Regions from separate parts of the Homo sapiens genome. Here region 2 is linked to region 1. Evidence: chromatin loops called from intact Hi-C (ENCODE). Cell type or tissue: heart right ventricle. All regions are shown on one strand. Links, peaks and the distances in the headings refer to the core of each region. The heading gives the core; the rest is flanking DNA. Region 1 overlaps ANO10 (anoctamin 10). Region 2 has its middle 79 kb from the start of POMGNT2.

Evidence for each region. Hi-C counts contacts between places; a loop is a spot of excess contacts. Peaks named below come from ENCODE experiments on the same cell type or tissue, not always from the same donor. Only the 100,000 strongest peaks of a DNase experiment are listed, where the experiment ranks them.
Region 2: it touches region 1 in a loop (2.2-fold over the local background); 5 of 110 quality-filtered maps call a loop at or near these places.

What each region holds. Positions count from the first base shown.
Region 1 is chr3:43,377,192-43,380,105 of GRCh38, reverse strand. The region is part of intron 12 of ANO10 (anoctamin 10); the gene reads left to right. Among named protein-coding and RNA genes, the nearest start is that of SNRK-AS1, 27 kb to the right of the region's middle. RefSeq lists a silencer at 1,635-1,929. In heart right ventricle, for the core only: a CTCF peak has its summit at 1,758; DNase peaks (open chromatin) are centred at 555 and 1,765; H3K27ac peaks cover 1,535 bases.
Region 2 is chr3:43,183,687-43,186,600 of GRCh38, reverse strand. No RefSeq gene overlaps it. Among named protein-coding and RNA genes, the nearest start is that of POMGNT2, 79 kb to the right of the region's middle. In heart right ventricle, for the core only: no CTCF peak of the experiment used is centred there; no DNase peak of the experiment used is centred there.

The DNA of each region.
Region 1 (2,914 bases), core at 320-2,819:
GTCTTTGAGCTCTGAAATTCTGTCTTCTGTTGGTTCGATTCTGTTGCTGAGACTTCCAGTGCATTTTGCAGTTCTCTAAGTGCATCCTTAATTTCCAGAAGTTGTGATGGTTTTTTATTTATGCTATCTATTTCACTGGAGATTTTTCCATTCATATCCTGCATCATTTTGTTTTTTATTTATTTAAGTTGGACTTCGCCTTTCTCTGGTGCCTCCTTGATTGGCTTAATAGTCAACCTTCTGAATTCTTTTTCTGGCAATTCAGAGATTTGATCTTGGTTTGGATCCATTGCTGGTGAGCTAGTGTGATCTTTTGGGGGTGTTAAACAACCTTGCCTCTGCTGTATCACACAGGTCATCAGGGAAGTTGGGGAAAGCTGGCAGCCACAGCCCTCACCCAGCTCCTATGCAGCCCACAGCCCAAAAGGCCAGTCTCCCTCCCACCGTGCCCCCACAACAGCGCTGAGTTTATTTCCAGGGCTGAGAACTTTCTCTAGGCTACATGCCTCCCAGCTGAGAAAGCAAGCAGACTCACAGTTCCTGGCTGTCCCACAGAGCCTGGAGGCAGTCCATCTCCTTTAAAGGGTCTGTGGATTCTCTTGGCTTTCCTGGTATGTTCCTGCAGTAGTTCTTGGAGCAAAAGTTCACGATGTGGGCCTCCACACACTGCTCTGTTTGCCTGAGTGGAAGCTGCAAGTTAGTCCTTCCTTCTATTTGCCATTTTCAGGTTCAGGGCTCACTCCTCACTTCTTCTAAGTTCTCCAATTGCAAAAGCACATTCAATATTTTTAATAAAAAACATATGCTTTAAATATTATCCAATTAATTACTAACAGTACCCGACTAAAATATGTAACCTGGAGGAAAAAGAAAGACAGTCTGTTGGTAGTTCAGTGCTGTATGTATCCCAAGATGTGTTTTGATGGCCTTTTGTCACCAACTGGGACAGCATTGTGTCACTTGAGTTCTAGATTTGCGAAAATATTGACTGGCTGCCGTGTGTGCTCAGGATCCTGTAGCATAGCAGTGAGGAATGTTCAATGATGTTTTCATCAACCTGTATTTAGTGATCAGTATTGGTTACAGGGACTGCCACTCAGGAAGGGATATAGGTAATGGAAAATTAAAGTGAAATGAAAGGTGTTGGGAAGAAGCAGTAATTAATCCTGCTTGTTGAGGTTTCTAGGTGGGAATGAGTAAAAATTAACTTTTCTGAGGGAAAATGATGTCAAGTGAATAAAGGCTAGAATCCCTGCCTAACACTTACTGTGTTGTTCCTACACAAAAATCAAGCATAGTCAAGTCAACCATCCCTGGCTCCAGCTTTACCCAGGCTCTATAGAAGGGGTGCCTAGTGCCTGCAATTCTGATGACTCACAGCCGTCATCACCCAGGGGTAGCCCTTCTCAACTGGCCAGGAACAGGGCCCTGCTCTGGGGGGAAGGGTACATGGTAATCTCTTGTACAGTGAGGGGATATAGAGTTTTAAAAATCATAATGTTGTAATTATCAATTTTGTTTTACTCATAATAGTAATATTGAAATTTTAAATGACATTATAGAAGATATAGATATTTGCATTTATCAAAGGGCCATACAGTGTTCAGATGTGGGGAAAACTGCCCTGGGAAAGATTGTAAAGGTGATGGGAAACATTTATACTTTCTCTGCGGTCTGCAGTTGTGGCTGCATTTCATAAGGATCTGTTTTCACCTTGGTGATGGCCTTAGTGTTTCTTAAGAATGGAACCAATCCCCTCTGCCACCACCAGGGGTCCTTTGATGCCTGGGTGCCTCCTTTACCTTCCTAGGTGTGCAGAAAGTGGGTGCAGAGCTTTTCTGGGCAGAGAAGGAGCTCACCCTTTGGCAGCTGCTCCTACTCATCCCACTTTCACTTTCCTTGTGGCCACTGGCAGTGTTTTCTTAGATTAAAGGTTGTTCTCCCTTTATAGTTAAGAGTAATATTTACTAAGTTGTGTTGAAACTGATGTGGGCAGTGGACTGTCTCCTGCATTTCATTTAGTAGGCTCTTACTTCATCCTTTAACTTTCTAAACTGAGTTTCTTTCTCATGCGACAGTGAAATTGTGTCCCCTCATACTCCATGAGTCGGGACTGCAGTGGGAGGCTGGACACTGGATTACCTCTGATCACCAAGGCATCTTTTCTCAGATGGCCACCACTGTGCCACCCCAGTTCAGGGTCCTTTTAGAGACTCTTTGATTTCTAGAGTGTTTATTCCTATTCTTTGGGCTTTTAAACTTTTGTGTCATTCCTTGATCTAACCAAACTGTCAAGGCTTCAATTCCTGGATCTGTAAATGTCACCTAGCCATGGCTTTCACTGAAGGAGCCTGCGGGGGTTTCTTTGGAACAGCCACTTGTGCTTGGTGTCCACTGGCCTGGCCACGCCTCCTCTTCTGGCCTGAACCTGAGCCCTGGCTCTCTAGCTATCAACATGGAACCTCAGATCAAAGATGAGGGCTGGCTAGATGGTCATCTTGGCCTTGGATGGTCACAGACCTCTCTGGGTCTTATCTCCCAAGGGCCCCAGGTGACCTGTATGACAACATAGGGGGTTCTCTGGCTTGTGAAAGAACAATGCTGCCGCCCTCCTTGGCTCCAAGGGCTTCCAGACCAGAAAGTAGTTATTCCTGAAGGACTTGGCACCCTTCCTCCCAGGCAAGGAGGAGGGAGAGCCTTCCTGAAGAAGTGATGCTGTGGGCCCTGTGCGGGGGCTCACACCTGTAATCCCAGTGCTTTGGAAGGCCGAGGCAGGCAGATCACTTGAACCAGGAGTTCAAGACAAGCCTGGGCAACATGGTGAAACCCCATCTCTACAAAATATGCAAAAAATTAGCTGGGTGTAGTGGCACACTCCAGCCTCCCAGCTACTCAGAAGGCTGAGGTGGGAGGA
Region 2 (2,914 bases), core at 216-2,715, 190 kb after region 1:
TGGATAAAAAGACCATTGAACATCTCTCAGATATAACATCATTATGACCCCAGGGCATAGCACATAGTTAGCACTTGGTAAATATTTGATAAACTCAATGAATGAATGAATCAATCAGTATGTCCTAGGCCATCTCAGACATGCAAGTAGCAATGAGGGTGAAGAGCTCATCTCTGGAGGAGCTAAGAAAATCCCTGTGATGATTATACTATTAATAAAGCAGCAAATAATTAAGAACAGTTACTCCATGCCTGATGCTAAACTTCAAAACACCCTTATAAGGTGGTGCTTCACTTCCATTTTACCTAGGAGGAAACCGAAGCACAGAGAGGTCCCATAACCTGCCCTATCTCATGCAGTTACAGAGAGTGGAGCAGCGTCTATGTCTGGATCTTGGGGCAGGAAGGTGGTGGAGCAGTGCCTCCTCCCGCTTGGTTAAAGTGACAATGGGCAAGGAAATTGAACTCAATTTAGTGCTGAAGGCAGATGGAGGCATTTCCTGAATGAGGACAGGATACGGGGTGGTCACTCGGTTGAGGCCAGTTACGTGCATGGTGCCACCACAGTCGGCTCCTACGTGGCCTGATCAGGTTGCTGAAGCTTCACATGTTCTTCTGTTTGGAGTTGGGAACTGCACTGCCATTTATTAGATGATCCCAAAATGCCCTGATGTATTGTACACTTCAAGGTCTGCTTGGTCATGTTGCACTGTGTTTTCACCATTTTCATCATCCAGCTGAGTAATTTTACGTAGAATAACAAACAACACACAGCTATTTAAAAGATCTTTATCACTGACATTCCTACTGCAAACGAATGGCATTGCTATTATAAATCTGAAGCTCTCTAGCCCACAAACCTGTTTATCCTTTTTGTTTGTTTGTTTAAGACTTAGAATACAACTTTGTTAATGTGAAGTTTCTTAGGGCATTTTTATTACCCCTAACAAAGGACAAGCAAGAAAAATATCAGGACTAACAATGTCCTCTTAACATGGCCAAAGGTGATCGAGTGGGGAAATACTGGGGGGCCTGGCAGGGGTCACCAAGCCCTGTGCCACATGAGTGAGGTCACCTGCTCCCCAATTTGCTTGGACTATGACTGTGAGTGCCAAACGTGAGTCTTGGCCAGCTCCTGGGGTGTGACCAGACTTGTCAGCTATGACACCTGCCAGCCTGTCCTGACCTTCCTCAGGGATGACACTGGCTGGGTGAAGGGTGACCCAAGGAAGCTCGTCCATTGTTGGTACCTGACCCATGAGATGTGAAGGTCATTGGAGCTGAGCCAATCACATCAGCTCCCACTAGGATGTGGCCCAGGCACCCAGGAGAGAGAGGATTGGTCCACTGGGAGCAGCGGAACCTGCAAGGCCCCAAAATTGAGAGGGGCTGTGGCTCCCTGGGAAATTAGGATCATAAACTTTTGACAGTGCCTGACTGTAGGTCTGGTTCTCTGACTTTCCCTATTTCACAGAGAGGACTCATCATGCCTGGGTTGCACAGTGTCCCCTCCTAGAGCATTCTGGGTTGAAGGCCTTTGCTCCCCGCTTCCCTGTTCCATCCCTGGTCCTGGCTGAGGCAGGTGAGAGGAGTCCAGAATTGGGCAAGTTGGGTGGCTGAGTTCCATCTCCTTGGTGCTCTGCGTGAGTGTCCAAAGGACCTTTCCGGGCCATAAAGGGATCACTTGCCGCTCATCATTGCCAATGAACAGTTCTTCCTCCCTAAGTCCCACATCTCTGCTAAGGAGCCTGAGTATCTGGGGCCTTTCATCAGCCAAAAATAAGCTACCATGTATGAGGTATGGCTGTGCTGCCCTTCAACTTTTAGCAAGATGGTAGGGGATTGTGTGAAGAGCCCACGGCTGGCCCTTTCATGATTTATGTTGCCTCTCTGAGCCTCATCTTGAGGAGCACTTTGAGAAGGCCTGACCCATGCCCAACAAAAAGCTGATCTGCCAAAAGTACAGCTAGTGGGAATGACTGGTGACCTTGCCAATCCTGCAGGCCCCTCTGTGACTTCACTCTTAAGCTAGGCCACCGTAGAAACCATTCCTGGTCTCCATCTGGGTCTAAGTGGTGGTGGTGAGGTCCTGCCAGTGCCTGGCCCTCCCTAGAAGGAGCTCTTCGGGGGTTCTTAAGCTGTTTGTGGGATAAGCTCAGATAGAAACAAAAAGCAAGCTTACAAAGGACCAAAAGACTCCTATTGTCTTTGGTCCTCACTTTCTCTATCTGAAGACAATGAGGGAGTTGGACAAGCCAATCCCAGAGCCTTTCATTGCCCTAATCAAGATCAAATATAGAAATGTGAGCCAGAGGGAAATACAGGAGCCCTATCAAAGCTAGGCATGATAGGGCCTAGCTTGGTGTCACAGAGAGGAGGGCTCAAGCTAGGGGCTAGGAGGAAGACCCCAATCCCTATGGCCTGTTTGAGTGTATTATGTCCCTACCACATCAGCCAGTGTTTACAGGTTCTCTCCTGGGTTCTGATCTAATCTGATCTACTTCTGCACTGGGCTGCTCCGTCTCCCTGACCCCGTCTCCCCATCATCTGGGAAATTTTTCCACAGTTCCTGTTTCTCTCCTGAGCTTCCCTATCTCTGAGTCCTTAAGGGAAGGACAAAGTAGGACCCTCAGGTTGGGATTTCTGACTGCAAGCAACAGAAATTAATCAGATCTCAGCTGACTCGAGCAAAAGAGAAATGCATGAAAGGACACACAAGTAGCCCCAGAGAAAGGCATGTGTCAGGGTCAATTGATTTTTATCCTTGTGTGGCTCCACCAAGATTGAAATTCCTGGGAAGAAAGGATCTGCTTGGCCTTATGGGTTGGAGTGGGACTGGGTTAACATTTCTACCTATGTTGAAAGCATTTTCTAATGTCAGATGAACTGCTGTTATAGAAAACAAGGAGAACATC